Regions from separate parts of the Homo sapiens genome. Here region 2 is linked to region 1. Evidence: chromatin loops called from intact Hi-C (ENCODE). Cell type or tissue: natural killer cell. All regions are shown on one strand. Links, peaks and the distances in the headings refer to the core of each region. The heading gives the core; the rest is flanking DNA.

Evidence for each region. Peaks named below come from ENCODE experiments on the same cell type or tissue, not always from the same donor. Only the 100,000 strongest peaks of a DNase experiment are listed, where the experiment ranks them.
Region 2: a loop joins it to region 1, with 3 times the contacts of the local background. A loop is called at or near these places in 9 of 110 quality-filtered maps.

The regions. Positions count from the first base shown.
Region 1 is chr20:44,065,269-44,073,597 of GRCh38, reverse strand. TOX2 (TOX high mobility group box family member 2) reads right to left here. Exons shown (of 9, transcript NM_001098797.2): 7 at 7,491-7,886; 8 at 6,741-6,868; 9 at 3,982-4,948. The coding sequence ends at 4,912. Among named protein-coding and RNA genes, the nearest start is that of JPH2, 120 kb to the left of the region's middle. RefSeq lists an enhancer at 5,177-5,693. In natural killer cell, for the core only: no CTCF peak of the experiment used is centred there; DNase peaks (open chromatin) are centred at 287, 3,157, 3,737, 4,137 and 1 weaker place; H3K4me3 peaks cover 1,389 bases; H3K27ac peaks cover 2,249 bases; H3K27me3 peaks cover 297 bases.
Region 2 is chr20:43,979,280-43,987,608 of GRCh38, reverse strand. All of the region lies in intron 2 of TOX2 (TOX high mobility group box family member 2), which reads right to left. Among named protein-coding and RNA genes, the nearest start is that of TOX2, 69 kb to the right of the region's middle. In natural killer cell, for the core only: a CTCF peak has its summit at 4,071 (motif pointing left); a DNase peak (open chromatin) is centred at 4,068; H3K27me3 peaks cover 2,615 bases.

The sequences.
Region 1 (8,329 bases), core at 257-8,256:
ACATGTTCCTCCCCTGAAAATGTGTTGTGATATTCGGCGAAAGCATCACTGTGAGTTCCATGAACTTGCATTTTTCCCCCAGGGCACGTTTCCTCTAGGACAGTGGTCCCCAACTTTTTTGGCACCAGTGACCAGTTTCATGGAAGACAACTTTCCCATGGCTGGCAGGCGGCGGGGAGATGGTTTTGGGATGAAACTGTTGCACCTCAGGTCATCAGGCATTAGTTAGAGTCTTATAAGGAGCGTGTAACCTACTTACAAGGAGCATGTAACTCGCATGCGCAGTTCACAATAGGGTTCACGCTCCTGTGAGAATCCAATACTGCTGTTGATCTGACAGGAGGTGGGGCTCAGGCGGTAATGCTTGCTCGCCCACCGCTCACCTCCTGCTGTGTGGCCCGGTTCCTGACAGGCCACAGACTGGCCCAGGGGTTGGGGACCCCTTCTCTGGGATGATTCCATTTCCCATCCCTGCTGACTAGCTGTGGCCATCAGGAAACGGGAAGCAGTGACAGGCACCACTTCGTTTCCTGCTTCTGCAGGATCCCCGGCTCACTCACCACTGGCTGGCTATAGAGGACTCAGGGAGGGCTCCGAGGGTGAAGGGGGTGGCAGAGCCACCACAGAGAAGAACCTTGGATCCCCAAATGTTCTTGGTGGCTTGGAGGAGGCTTGGAGGGATCAACTCTGTTGGGTTAAGCTGCTGAGATGGGAGTTGTTTCTGCAGCGTAGCCTAGCACATCCTGAATAGTACACGATGCAAGAAACTTGACCTGGTGCAGAGATTAAGTATTATTATATAATAATGAGAAATAATACTATTTTAAGGACTTACCTATATTAACTCATTGTTACTAGAACAGCCCTTTGAAGAGGAGACTATTATCTCCAAGTTAGACATGAAGAAACAGAAGTTAAGAAACTTGCCTGAGCTCATACAACTTGTAGGCAGCCAAGCGAATATTCTCCCAGGCAGGCTGTGACCCAGCCCTCCCTCCTAACCACCACCCCGACACTGCCTCTCACTCTGACTGACTACCCTTCAGCGTTTGGTGGGCTTGAGGTTATTCGTTTTGGGTAATTTGGGAAGCAGAGCTGGTTAATAACTGATGGGTTGAACAATTTTTTTTAAACTCCTGAATCTATAACAGCACATCAGATCTTTTTCGCATGGGAGTTACTTCAAACTTTCAAGAACAGATAATTCCACGCTAACTGATGTATGTATACGTATGTGCTGTGTGGCAGAGAAGAGCTGCTCTGTTGTTTGTATTCTTGCTGAATGAACGTATCGAATTTTAGCATCGCGGACTCTGAAAATTAATCAAAAAATTAATCTGTGCCATGTTGCCCACATTCCAATCCAGTGTAAAAATTTCTGTGTATCCCTCCAAGGAGGAATGACTACTGGGCAATTTTGGGACCAGCCATGACTGCCTTCTGGGGTTGGGGGAGGGGGCGTGGTCTCAGCCTCGGCCCAGGTCCTGCCTCCTGTTTGGACCGAGATGAGTTTGTTGGGGGAGGTGTGAGATGGAGAAACCTGAGGAAGGCGCTTGGCCCTGGGAAGGGTGAGTGGGGTTGCTCCCTGGGCCAGCTCTGTGGGCAGTGGGGGCAGGCTGCAGGTAGGAGTTAAAGGTGTTCACACTGTTGGGGACACTGCTCTAGGGTCTGGCAATAACTTGAAGCCTCAAGGTGTGAGGGGCCCCGACCGTAGACTGGCCCCGGCAGGTGGAGGATGCTGCAGGGAGAACCTGGCCCACGACAAGGCTGGGGCACCCAGGGCTGGCAGCTTTGGGAGCACAGGGATGGGGAGTGAGAGAGCCCATGGCAGAGACCCCAGTGCTTTCACAGCCGGTGTGACCCTGGGTTCTTGGAGGCGCTGTGGGTCGTGGCCACCATCATTGCAGGATGGAATAGAAAACATGCAGCAGACACTGCCTCCCAAGAAGGAGGAAGGCCCTGGAGTGGGGCTTGGGTGGTGGTTTCGGGGCTGAAATTCTTGTAGTTGCAGGTAAGACCAGAGCCAGAGACATTTGGAGCAATACCGATGTGGCCCCACTTGGGCCATGGGCATAGTCAGTATGGTAGGCTGTTGCCTTAGAAACATACGGGCCTGAGATGGGGATTCTGGTTCAAGCGATTTACTGAGTGGGTGCTCCCAGGAGGGAGTCACATCCTCAGAGCAGGGCGGGGTGGGGGGAGGGAGCTTAGCAAGGATGGTGTTGCCGCTGGAGGCAGCTTCAGGCTGCTCCCATGGACTCGGGTTGTGAATGGGACCAGAGAGTTGGCGTCTCCATTATTTGGTCATTAGCTGTGGCAGCTCTGGGGGGCAATGACTGGGATGGCACTCAGGACCTGGGGATGGGCTCTGGCAACAGAAGAGGACAGGCGAGAGGGGGACACCAGTGCCAACTACTGCAGTCGGCACTACAGACTGAATGGTTGTGTCCTCCCGGAATTTGATTATTGGAATCCTAACCCTCAACGGGCCAGTATTTGGAGGCGGGGCCTTTGGAAGGTGACTGAGCGGAGCCCTCAGGATTGGGGTGAGTGCTGTTGAATTCTGGAGAGCACCCTCCCCTCCTGCCCTGTCGGACACAGCGAGAGGATGGACGTTTACGAACCAGCAAGTGAACCCTCACCTGACACTGAAGCTGCCAGCGCCTTGATCTTAGACCTCCCAGCCTCCACAACTGAGCAGTAAGTTTGTGTTGCTGTGAGCCACCTGGCCCATGGCACTCTGTTATGGCAGCTGGGATGGACTAAGACAGTCGCTGTCCACTCCATGGCCCTGAAATTGGCCTTTAGGCTCTATTCTCACTCTCTGGGCCCCAGAACACACCCGTGCGACAGTCCCTGATACCTGCAGGCAGGGCGCTTAGGTTCTGCTTGGGGCCTCTGAGTGTCCCGTGCAGCCTAGAGGGGGTGGTCTTGGCGTGTGGATGCTTGGAAAGGACTCCTGAGCTCCTGGTGCAGCTGTGAGGGGTGGCAGCAGGCCTCCGCCTCAGCACCACTGTACAAGGAGGGCCTTGTACTCTTGTCATTGTGGGCTGTCTGCGTGGATCCCAGTGATGCTGTTTTCACAAACATGGAAGCAAGAGTTGAATATTAAACTGTCTAAGCCGTCGTGTTACTGACAAGCCCCACATAGAAAAGGAAATTGTAACCACATGAAATATTTATGCTGCACATTGCGGTGCTGCTGCTGACGGGACGGCAGGTGGCTGGTTTGGGGTTATTTTATTTTTCTAAAGTGGATTACAAAATGCCCTCCAGTGGGGAAACTGCACCCCACTCCTGGGCTGTCATCTGGAAGGAGGGGGTTTACCGTGATTGGAGAGTGAGAGGCTGGGAGAGCTGTCCTGAGTGTGGGGGCTCCTCTGTCTCGGTCCCGAGCCTGGCTGGGAGCGGGGGCACCTGTCCCCACCTCAAAATGGCTGCATCACAGGGTGCAAGAGTTGCAGCCTCCCACCAGGCAATTGGTATTTTTCCAGATGTAGTTAAAACAGTCAACTATTATTTGCCTTTTGTTGTTGTTTGCTGTCGTTGTTAGTATCACCATCTAACATCTGCTGGGAAATCTGGTTTAAAGAATTCCCTGTCTGGGATGCTTCCTACACTCAGGTTTGAAAAACCCCTTGGCCTCCTCCCTGGATTCCCACTGCTCACCTCCACAAGCCTGGGTGGCCCCATCCTCCAGAGGAAGGGCTCGCCACTGTCACCAGCTGATGCAAGTTCCTGTGTGGCGGCGTTCTTGCCCACACCCCTTCTCATCGTCGCAAGAGCCCTACGGGTCTGACCACTGTTACCCCCTTAGAGGGCAAGACTGAGGTCAGAGTGGTCCCATCACCCACACACAAACCCACATGGGCTGGTAAAGGTCAGGCAAGACTTTGACCCGTGTCCGTCTGGCCCGAGGGGCTCTATGCCACTTTAGGGGGTTCAACCCTGGCTCACCAAGGGCAAGGAGACACAGACTTGTTTTCAGCTTTTCAGAAGTTTTATTATAAAGAGATTTGAGAGAAGCACTGGGCACCAAGACAGACACTCGCCAGGGCCAGGAAACAGCTGCAAACGACGTCAAGAACCCAAACCCAAACGAAACCCCAAAACCACACACACGGTAGGATAAGCTGTAACTTCGTTCTCAAGGTTTCTTCATAAATAGACAAAAGTCGTCGCCGGCAATTTAAAATAGATGAATACATGATTAAAAGGAGAGCAGTGCTCCGGGGTGGCTAGCAAGCGTCCGGTCCTTGCTGTGAGGATGACGAAACGGTTTGGCAGCCGCTTTTGTGCGCGTCTCCCTTAAGATAAAACTTAAAAATGTGCTAAGGATCATATAAAATGCTTTTTACCTTAAAGGAAACTACTTTTTTCCCCCACAAAATAGTCTTACAGATGTCTTCAGCACAGTTCTAAAACACGTAGTCAACTACTTACACGGAACCAACAGTTTCTAGGTTTCGTAATCTTTTGTTCACACTGGAAAACCGATGTGCACATCTATGCCGGGGGCCGGCCCTCTGGCCCATGCATCTGGGGTGGGTGTCCGTTGGTAAGCGACCCCGCCAGGGGCGGCCCACCTGGGCTGGGGCTGGAGCTGGGGCCGGGTGTCCAGACATAGGGTACCGTGCGCAGGGCGAGGACAGGGTCCACAGTTACCCTGGAGCAAGCAGGTCAGCGGGCGGAAGGTTCCTGCAGGTTCTTTGGGCTGGTGGTGGGCAGTGGGCTGCCTCTGCAGAGTCTGGTGGGAGGTTGAGGAAGAGACTCAGCCCCCGGGCAATGGGTGTGTCACTGCTCTCTCCGATGGGCCACCCTGCCTCTGGCCAGGGCCTCTTTTCTGCTGTCAGCCCTTCAGGCTCTGAGCAGTGCCTTCCAGCGAGCCTCAGGGATGGTAGGGAGGCGGGATTAGGTGAGGTAGAGCGATTTGTCCCTGGGGAGCAGGCTGTGAGAGAGAGGAGGGGCTGTCAAAGCTGTTGGGTACCTCTCCGGGCCAGGGGAGCACCAGGACCCCTGCACTGTACGCCCCACCCCCACCCCTGGATTCAGCTGCCCCTCTGTGGCTGAATGAGGGACTTGCATCTGCAAGTCCCACCCCCACCCACCTCTACACCAAGCAGAACCAAACCCCTCCCGGAAACCCAGCAGGGGACCACCCGGTCCTCAGCTCTGGGTGAAAGGGCAGTAGCGTGTCTGTCTTTCATCGAGGCGCACGCCGATGTCACCATTGCTCTCACATGGGTTTTTAATCACAGGAATTTGTAAATCTCAAACTGAATTAAGGGAGGACAGGTGCTTTTTATGTTTTTAAAATACGGCCCTGCTGGGGTCTGACCTCCATGCTGGATGTGATGGGCAAGCCTCAGGAGGCTTGGACATTGTGTGACACTCCCCTACATACCCTAAGTATTCTGACTTTTGAGAAGGAAACTTAGGGACAGGAAAGGGCTGGGGTAGGAGGGTCTGCACCTGCTTGGGGTGCAGGGAAGGGATTCTTGCTGAGCTGAGTCCACCCACCCATGTAGAATCTCACTTCAGGCATGTCAGAAATGGGGCATGCGCGCTGGTCACTTGTTCAGTGTCCAAGGGCGCTGGTGGGTCAGCAGAGGAACCAGCCGTGTGCTGGGAGGCCGAGGCTAGGGCTGGGGGCAGCGTTTCTCAGCAGCAAGGTGGCCACCCGACAAGTGCGCTGTGCCTTCCAGGTTGTGGCGCTATCGCTGGGACAGCTGCTTGGCACTACGTCCCCCAGGTGTGGCTGCGGGACTCATTTTTGCCAAGGGAATGGGAACCTGGCTGGCGGGTTAAGGAGCAAGTGTCCCTCCTCACTGCACTCTCCCTCTCCTGCTGGCTGCGGTTGTTGAAAGGTCACTCTTCCCCAGAGTTGGGGTGGCGTGGATCCAGGAAGACTTTCTAGAGGGAGGTGTTAGCATGGGTTTGAAAGGTGGAGTGCAGGATAGGAACAGAGGCCTGAGACAGGAGGCCCACAGGAGGACTAGGGAGGACACTGGGGTGCAGGGAGAAGGGGTCTCTAAGGTGTCTGTAATTCCTTGGGATAGACAGTGGGTCCCTTCTCCCACCGTGTCCCACCGAGGTCCCCTGTCCTGCATTCTTAGCTGTTCTAGTCTTGGGAGCTGCCCTGCCCAGTGGGCTACACTCACCCCGGGGCAGCCCACAGCCAAGGGCTGACTGATGAAGGGTTCAAAAAGCCAGTTCCCTGACCTCCAGGTGGGAGCCACTCTAGCACCGTTCATGCTCCAGGGCTCCCATGGGATGAGGCAGAAGCAAGTCTTCAGCTGAGGCCACATCCCCCCTCAGCTCCTTCCCCCACCCTGTCCTGCCTCCCTCACCCCCTTCTCCTGCAAGCTTTCCCCAGTGCATCCCCAAAGGCACCCAATCCCTGCTGCCTCAGGCTCTGCTTCTAGGGAACTGGCCTAAGATGCAGGACTCATCTGTGAATGTCACGTGGAAGCACTTGTGAAAAAAACAGGAGCAAGGAAGAAGCAGCAAGACTGAAGACTAGTCAGTTTCCCAAGCAGGCCTCAGCATCAGGCCAGCAGAGTCCTTCCGGGGCCTGGCTCTGCGGTGTCATCTGAGATATCGATCCCCTCAGCAGGGCTGACAGTGACTGCAGGGTCCTCCCCTGTCCACGTTGCCCTTGGCCATTCTCCCATCCCTGGCCATCCTGTTCCCACTCTCCCTGGCTGGCAGGACAAAGGCAGGGACGGGCGAGGACTAACCTGCAGGTGCTGATGCCACACTCCCCACTGGGGTAGCTGCTGTCCCAGTCCCCGCTGCTGGTGGGGTTGGATGGGCCAGGTGAGCAGGATCCCGAGCTGCTGGGGAACTCAGAGATGTGCGGGAAGTCCTACAGAGTGGGAAGGAGGAGGCCATGAGCCAAGGAGAGATGAGGGGGCAGACTGTCCCAGGCCTCCCGGGGTGAGAGCCCATGTGTCCAAGGGTGTCCACACCAAAGAGATGCTGCCTCCAGGGCTGCTGCCTTGCTCCCAGTAGAGCACCTTTCAAAATGTTCAACCCTTGTCTTGGCTGAATCAGGGGCTGAAGGACTTGGCTTTCAGGGCCTTTCCCTTTCTGGGCCTCAGTTTCTCGATCTGTAAAATGGAATTACTGAACCCAATGACCTCTAAGGGCCATGTGAACCTCGTAGCAATCTCTGTGGAACAATTAGCGGGGGTAAGGTCTCGAAGGCTTTGGGAAGGGCCAGGGCTAGGGCTGAGGATGCAGGAAGGGGGGACTGGAGTATCCTAAGAGTCAGTCTGGCAACTCGTGAACTGTTCACTGCAGCCAGCACATCTCAGGTAAGGTGTGCGAGACCCACTTCCTAGATGTGGTAACTGAGGCTCAGAGAGGTCAGGTGCCAAGGCTGAGGTTATATCACTGGTGAGTGGCAGGGCCAGGGTTTGAAAGGGCAAAGCCGCTTCCCCTCCCCACACGGTCACAGAAGGGCTGTTCTGCTCTTCCCTGCTTACCTGTGGCCCTGGAGGTGAGGGGCTCATCGCCAGCTGCACCTGGAGTGCCATGGGGGTGGGCAGGACAGGGGGCTGGGGGGCTGGGGACATGCTAACAGGTGGACTGAGGAGGGCGCCCTGGGCGTGAGGGGGCAGTGACAGCTGCTGGTGCAGTGTGGGGCTGAGCGGGAAGGAGGGTGGCGGCGGCGGGGACGCACTGAGGCCTGGCAGCAGAGACTTGGAGCCCAGCGTCCGGGCGAGGCTGGCAGGGGAGGCCCCACTGCGGAAGGCCTGCAGGTCCGACGGCGTCAGGAAGGAGGCCAGGCCTGGCATGGCATACATGGGCTGCTTGGGTGGGAGCATTTTGGCTGGTGGGTTTGCCTGAGTGCTCTTGGTCTCACCTTGATCTGGGGAGCTCTGGAAGGAGACAGATATCAGTCACTGGAGAACAGAAGAGGGATGAGCCAGAACATGGGCTGTGAGGCCAGGAGGCTCTGCAACCCACTGACACGGCTGCTGGCTGGCTGTCTTGGGAGAGAGCTTGGACTAACCAGAGATAGCACAGGGTCCTTAGTCCCCTTGGCTCTGACCATCCAGTCACCTACTGCTTTTATCTTTGGGGGGCTCCCCTGCCCTTGGGGGAATCCATGCTCCTCAGCCTGGCCAGTGAGACAAGCACCATCCCACTGAGCCAGCTCTAATCATGCTCCTTCCAACCTCTGTGCCTTTGTAGATGTTTTTCCCTTGACTTTGAACCACCTTTTACTTGGCCTGTTATAGACCAGTTTGGATGCCATCTCTTCTGTACCAGGAACAACACCCACCTCCACTTGGGCCACGCATCCGCAGCCACACTTAGC
Region 2 (8,329 bases), core at 193-8,192, 86 kb after region 1:
CCCTTCCCTGCCTGCCCTGTCTCTAAAAATTGAGATACTTGTAAAAATACAATGCCTTGATCTTTCTTTTTTTACACCTTATTGAAGCATAGAATACAACAGAAAAGTGCACAAATCATAAATGTACAGCTCAATGAATTTTCATAAAGTGAACAGATTTGTGTAAACAGCACTCAAAGGAAGGGAGAAAACCTTCCCAGCACCTCTGAAGCCCCTCAAAGCCCCTATAGTCACTCCCCACCCCCCTCTAGGGTAACTGCAATTCACATTCTATCTCCATTGATTAGTTTTGCCTGTTCATGTGCTGTATGTAAATGGCATTGTCTAGAATGTTCTGTCTTGTTGTCTGGTTTCTTTCACTCAACGTGTTTGTGAGACTCATCTGCTTGATGGCATGTGGTTACACATCATTCATTCTCATTGCTGCATAGTATTCCACTGTGTAAGAATATTTCAGAATCATGTATCCAGTCTACTCTTGATGGGCATTTGGATTGTTTTCAGTTTTGAGCTTTAATGAAAAACACTCCTATAAACTTTTTTTTAAGAAACAGTCTCACTCTGTCACCAAGGCTAGAGTGCAATGGAGCAAACATGGCTCATTGCAGCCTCAACCTCCAGGGCTCAAGTGATCGTCCCACCTTAGCCTCTCGAGTAGCTGGGACTACAGGTATGTACCAGCACACCTGGCTAATTATTTAATTTTTTAAAACAGGGGTCTCACTAAATTGCTCAGGCTGGTCTTGAACTCCTGGGCTCAAGCGATCCTCCCACCTCAGACTCCCAAAGTGCTAGGATTACAGGCATGAGCCACCACGCCTGGCCTGAACATACGAAGGCATTTGTGGAGTTGAATTACTGAGTCATAGAGACATATATTCAGCTTTAGATACTGCAAAATGGCATCTATGGTGGTACCAATTTACACAGCAGTGAGTGAGGGTACTGGTTCCTCCAGATCCTTCTCAACTTAGTCTTTTACATATTCTCCGTTTCGGTGGGAGTATACCATGTTAATAAATTTTAAAGCCGGGCACAGTGGCTCACACCTGTAATCCCAGCACTTTGGGAGGCTGGGGTGGGCAGATCACTTGAGGTCAGGAGTTCGAGACCAGCCTGGCCAACATGGAAAAACCCCATTTCTACTAAAAATACAAAAATTAGCTGGGCATGATGGCACATGCCTGTAATCCCAGCTACTCGGGAGGCTGAGACAGGAGAATCACTTGAACCCAGGAGGCGGAGGTTGCAGTGAGCCAAGATCACACCACTGTACTCCAGCCTGGGTGACAGAGTGAGACTCCATCTCAAAAAATACACACATACATACATACATACATACATACATACATTTTAAAAGGCTTCCTCGTCCCTTCCCATTATATCTTTCCTGTTGCAATTGCCAACCATTGTTTATGAAGGCTAGTGGCAACAATAAAACTACAACTGCTCAGTTTACACATGGCACAAGTATAACCACTAGCCACAAACTTCCCACCCTTGAGGGCCATCCCAGCAGTCAATAGCCAAAGGTCACACTGTGCTAACTTTTAAAGCCTTTGGGCAGTTACAAAGAACTTCACTGAAGGTTTTCTTCAGGGGACTTATAAGAGGAAGATCCCACCTCCCAATGCACAGCAACCTTCCTCAGAGCCCTCCTTCCCCATCTCTCTCTCCAAGTGCATGGGTCACTCTCACCGCCTGCTCATCCTTCCCAGCTGGACACACACTCCTCTTAAAGCCATGCGCCCCAGCTCCTCACTCTGCTCTAAGCACCCTCCCAACTATGAGCTCGGCGCCACCGGGTGGCTGTTGGCACAGACCCTGCTACCTCGCAAGCAGATGCATCTTCGAAGGCCTGCATCACTGGCCTGACCCCAGGGCTTCCGGGCCTCTACTTGGGGCTGAGTATGTACCTGTCCCATTTTACCTTACTGAAAATAATGTTTTCCATCTATAAAATGGGGATTTTAGTAGCACCTCAGGCTAACTACCAATTGCTATGTACCAAGCACTAGAATAACCACTTTGGATATAAACACACTTAATTTACTTCTGCATCACTCTGAGGAACTTCTAAAGACAAAATTGAAGCTCAGAAAACTTGGTTAACTTGTCCAAGCTTCCCCAGCCACATGTGTCAAGATTATCATTTGAGCCCAGTTCTGCCTTCTCATGTCATTACCTTTATAACCCAGCTCCTTATCATCATGCCTGGTGGGCTGAAATGTGACACACAGCTTCCAGCCTCATTGCGGGGCCCTCTCAGCATTGGTGTGACTCAGCCAGGTGGGGAAGACCTCTGGGACAGACCATTGTCCCTCCTGGGCGCTCAGGCAGTGGGTGAAGGGGGCTGAGCCCTTGGCTGTAAGTCAACCCGGAAGGTCCCTCAGAGATATTCATCCAATCCCCATTCACAGATGCAAAAACCAGAGCCCAGAGAGGACAAATGACCAGTCTGAGGGGACACAGGGAGAGAGGCTGAGGAGGGGCCGGAACCAGGATCCTGACCCTCCAGAAGATAAGAACCCAGTCCCATTCTGAGAAAGTCCCCACGTCTGGCTTCATTTCCACTTCTTGGTCACCAGTGAGCTCACACACAGCAATGAACAATGTATAAAATCTTCATTCTCTGACCCTCCCCAGTAAAAACTCAGGTCCTACAGGGGATGCTAAGTTCGAGGTGGCTGGGAGGTGGCTGGGAGGGGGAAGGGTGCTGTTTTTAAGAAAATCCTTGAAATCACGTGTCCACCCCACTGCTATCCCCTCCCCCAGGCCCCTGCACTTCCCACATCATCATCATTGTTTCCATCCCATTTAGAGAGAGTGAACATTTCCTGGGATTCAATTTCTCTCATAATAGTTGGAAGGAAACAAAACTATATGCCATAAACATTCACTGCATTGTATGAAAAATATCTTTATGACAGGGGAGGCACCATAAATGCAGACCAAAGTCCTCCCCCCATCCATTCCCCAATGTCTCCATGCCTGCGCCCTCAAATATTTAAACGTCTCATAGGCAGGAATCAAGAGCTTTAAAATAAATATATTTTTGGCCATTGGGATGTAAAATTAAGATTGGTGAGATATAAGTACTCACTCCTCCTCGGCAGTTTTCTCTCAGTGAAAATAAGAGAAGCTAGGCCATTTTTTCTGAGTATGTGTTTAGGGTTGATGGGGAAGAGCTCATTAGTTCAATCTGACATATATACTCAATTCTCTCCATATACACAGGATGGGCTTTTTCCCCCTCCTTGTATTTTATTCTCCAACTGTGAAGTGATATTAAATTTCATCAGATTTGAACAAAATCTATGGTCTTGAAACAGTTTCCTTTAAGGCCTCTGGTATTTATTCAGAACTCATGAATCATGTTCTGATAACACAACCATAATTATTTTTAAAGTGTGATGTTTGTGGCTTTAATAGGAAATGCTTGCAAAAGGCCTTTTCTCTTTGATTGTTTGTAATCTTAGCAGTAATCACCGCTGTTACCTTCTCCGCACCACAGCGGGTGAAACACAATTTCATTTTAATATGAATCGCGAGCTCTTCACCCAGGTTTTAATTAAAGCAATAAAAGCCTTGTCATCTTTGCCCTTTACAGTGTACACAGACTCAGAGGCCAGAATTACTAAGACAGAAATCTTAGATTTCAACAGCAGCAGGAGGGTCGCCTGCCTCCAATACATTTACTGGGGAGGGTTTTTATTTGTTTCGAAGAGCCTCACCCTCCTCTGCCTCTCTGTGCTGCAGTTTCCTCCTCTGTAAAATGGGACAGCAATAGTGCCCACCTACACAGTTAATGTGAGGATGAAATGAGACCACCCATGGAAAACATTTAGCCCCTGAGCCTGAGCCTAAGGAGGTGCAGGGCAAATGTTATTGATCATCGGTATCATCATTTAGTGCTGGAAAAAACAGACCATCTACCCTCATTATTCACATGAGGAAACAGGTTCAGAGTGATACCAGCACAGGTGAAGGCCTAAGAGCAGGGCGGAGCCTCGAACTCAGAGCTCCTGGCTCTTTTTCCCATTCTGGGCATCTGACACTGCCCCCTGCTGGAAGGAGGCTGTGACTTTGAGGCCGCAAGGACCTCAGTGCTCAGGGAGCGGCAGGTCTGAGTTCTCCTCTAGAAGCTGAACAGCACCTTGTCTTCTGGCCTCCTGATGGTACCATCTCCCCACCCTAGTGGGGAGATGCTTGATCCAAGTGGTGAGAGAAACAGACCAGGCAAACTTGGGGATCTGTGAAGGAAGGTTGCTGCACAAACATGATGGTGGTGCTGGAACCAAGAGCAAGAATCACGAACTCCAAGTTCTTGTGTGTCTGTTGCATGCCAGGTGTGGTGTGAGGCACTGAGAAGCCTCATTCTGTAGCATGAGGATGTTGGCCTGTATGACATGATGGCTGTACTCCAGCACACGTTCTGCTGGAGCATCGGGAAGGGATGCTACAGGGGCAGTGGGGCCAGGGGCCACACTGGGTGCTGCGCATGCCCTGTGAGGCTCACAGCCAGCAGGTTCACATTTGGTGGCACACACCGCACCCCAGAGACCTGAGAGCTCCCCAGGGAGCACCTCATGTGTAAGTCCCCAGAATCTTTATGTTCAATTGTGCAGTGTCATTCCCCTTGCAAACAGCTCTGGAGCCACTGGGATTCTCACTCTAGGAACAAAGTACCCTATTTCCCAGCCTTGCCTTAGAACACGCCTTCTGCTTGCCTCCTGCCTCAACAGGAATTTCAGAGGAACTGACATCCTTCTCCCTCTCCACTGCCCCATCCATTCAGACCCCTGCTGATTGTCCCTATAAATCCCATCACACCCAGCCCCATCAGCATCCAGCCCCTCATTCTTCCAGCCTTCAGTTCTGGGTCCCACCTTCCCATCCACCCTACCCCGGCATCCTTCCAGGGCCCTTCAGCTCAGCCACCATGCTGTGCTGGGCAGTGGGCTCCTCACCTCCCAGGAGCTTCTCCCCCATGCAGCTCCCTGCTCCCCAGGCATACCAGGCCCCTGCCAATGCCATGGCCTGCTCACTTCCAAAATCACCAGCCAGCGTCCCACTCTGAATAAGGTGTCCTTGCCATCCAGCTGCTCCCCACTAGCTCTTTAGCTGCACTGGACCCCAGGCCCTGGGACCCGTCTTCTCTCTAAAAGCAGCTTAGATTCCCTGATCCTTTACATTAGTCTCTTTTGAGTAAAAAAAAGCTGTTGTGTCCTTCTGGTGCAACTGCCTGGCAGATCTCTTGCCCTGGATTAACCCACCTGTCTGCCCCACAGCACAAGCACCGGGAGCTCATTCTCCCATGCCCCACAGCAAATACCCCAGACCTCCCCACCACCTCTCACCCGCAGTCCCCTGGCTCTTGGCCCACCAACTCTCTGAGAAGACTGACACCTTCAGGTGCAGACACCCTCTGCTCCCAGCCAACCCATCTACAAAGCCACACTCCTTTTCTCTGCTGTCCTCCACACCCAGCACTCCCAGCTAAGGCCAGAGCCACCACCTCTGAGCAGGATCCAGACCCTCCCACTTTCTCTGAAATCTGAAAGCATCCCTTAGCCTTTCCCCCTCCTAAACCCAGAGCTTCACCCTCTCTCCTGACACTTTCCATTGATGACTAAATATTCTAAAGACTTTTCTTTAAAAAAAAAAAAAAAAGAAAATCCCTTCTATGGAATCTTCATCTCATTGAGCTCGGCCCTGGCCCTTGTCCTGCACAGCTAAATTTCTCACACAAGTTGTCTATATTTACTGTTTACATGTCCTCACCTCACGCTTCTCAATCTGCCCATGGGACCAGAACAATGACCCTGCACATCAAAACTGCTTATACTGAAGCCCAGAGTCACTTCCTTTTCGCTAAGATGACTGGACACATTTCAACTTTCATCTCACCCAATCCCTCAGAAGTGTTTGAGCTAACTGACTCTCTCCTTCTTCTTACATTTTATTTAACTTTCTAAAGTTATAATAAATTCCCATGGTTTAAAACTCCCTAAACATAAAAAGATACGGTGAAAAGTCTTTTTCTATCCCTGCCCAGCACCTGCACAGTTCCCATACCACGCACACACACACAGAGGTACATGCATGTACAACGCGCAAAGCCACTCTAGCGTCCATGTATCCTTCCAAGGTTATTTAATCAAATGCAAGCACTTAGAAATATACATTCTTATCACCTTTTTGTATAAATGGTAGCATACTGTACTGTTTTACATCTTTTTTAGTAAAGCAATATCAAAATGAATAGTCTTGAATATGTCATTTCTCATATGTACAAATATATCTGTAGGGCATATTTCCAAAAAAACGAATTGCTGGGTTAAAGGTCAATGTATTTGCAATTTTGATAGATGTTGTCCATTTACCCTGCCCACAGAAATGTATAAAGTACCTGTTTCCCCATAAGAACTCCAACCGAGTGTGTTATCAAACCTTTGGATTTTGGTCAATCCAATTGGTAAAAAATGGCTGTCTTATGATTTATGAATGATTCTTAGCACTTTTCACATACTTAAGAGCCACTTGTATTTCTTTTTCTGTAAACTATTGGTTCATATCTCCTTCCTTTTTTTCTACCAGGGTTTTGAACTGATCTCTAGCAAGTCTTCATGTATAAGGGTGATTAGTTCTTCAACTATGGTGTAAGTTGAAAATATTCTTGCCCAACTTTTGTCTACTGACTTTACTTATGCTGGTTTGGCCATACAAAAGTCATATGTTGATTTTATGTTAATTTTTATATTTATATTAATTTAGTTTTATGTTAATTTATGGTCCAATTTTAAGTCTTTTCTTCTGAGGCTTTAAATAGTAGAAATGCCTTCCCCACACCAAACTTGTAAAGTATACCTTAAGGTTTGTTTTGCTGGTGCCTTTATGGTTCCCTTGAGTATGTTTAAATGTTTGATTTAACATTTATCAAATCATTTTTTATTTTTAATTTTTGTGTGTACATAGGTGTACATATTTATAGAGTACATGAGACATTTTGATACAGGCATGCAATAAGTAATAATTACATCATGGAGAATGGGTTATCCATTCCCTTAAGCATTTATCCTTGTGTCACAAACAACCCAATTATACTCTTTCAGTTATTTTAAAATACGCAATTATTGACTATACTTTGTTGTACTATCAAACATTAAATCTTATTCATTCTATTTTGTACACATTAATCATCCCCATGTCCCCCCTCTGCCCCACTACCCTTCCCAGCCTCTGGTAACCATCCTTCTACTCCCTATCTCCATGGGTTCATTGTCTTGATTTTTAGACCCCACAGATAAGTGAGAACATGCAATGTTTATCTTTCTGTGCCTGGCTTATTTCACTTAACATGATGATCTCTAGTTCCATCCATGTTGTTGCAAATGGATCTCATTCTCTTTGTATGGCTGAATAATACTCCATTGTGTATAAATACCACATTCTCTTTACCCATTCATCTGTTGATGGACACTTAGGTTTCTTCCAAGTTTTAGCTTTGTGAACAGTGCTGCAACAAACATGGAAGTGCCGATATCTTCAATATACTGATTTCCTTTCTTTGGGGTATATACCCAGCAGTTGGATTGCTGGATCATATGGTAGCTCTATTTTTAGTTTTTTGAGGAACCTCCAAACTGTTCTCCACAGTAGTTATACTATTTTACATTCCCACCAACAGTGTACGAGGGTTCCCTTTTCTCCATATCCTCACCAGCATTCGTTATTGCCTGTCTTTTGAATATAAGCCATTTTAACTGGGTGAGATCACATTTCATTGTAGTTTTGATTTGCATTTCTCTGATTGTCAGTGATATTGAGCAACTTTTCATATGCCTCTTTGCCATTGCAGGTCTTCTTTTAAGAAATGTCTATTCAAATCTTTGGCCCATTTTTTAATTGGATTACGAGATTTTTTTTCCTATAGAGTCATTTGAGCTCCTTATATATCCTGATTACTAATCTCATCAGGTAGTTTGCAAATACTTTCTCCCATTCTGTGGGCTGTCTCTTCACTTTGTTGATTGTTTCCTTTGCTGTACAGAAGTGTTTTAACTTGATGTGATCCCATTATCAAAGGATTTTATTTATCCTTTGATAAATTTTAAGGAACTGTGGATCCAACATCCTTTTCACCTAGATCCCCTCTCTTCTTGAATTACTCTGCCCGTGGTTTCTAAGACTCCAAGTTCTCCTCCTACTTCTCAAACCACTCCTTCTTAATCTATTTCACAGTCTTCTCCTCCTCTACTTTGCCTTCAAATGTTGGAGCTCAACATCTCAGAGTCATTGGTCCTCTGCTCTTCTCGTTCTTCCCTCT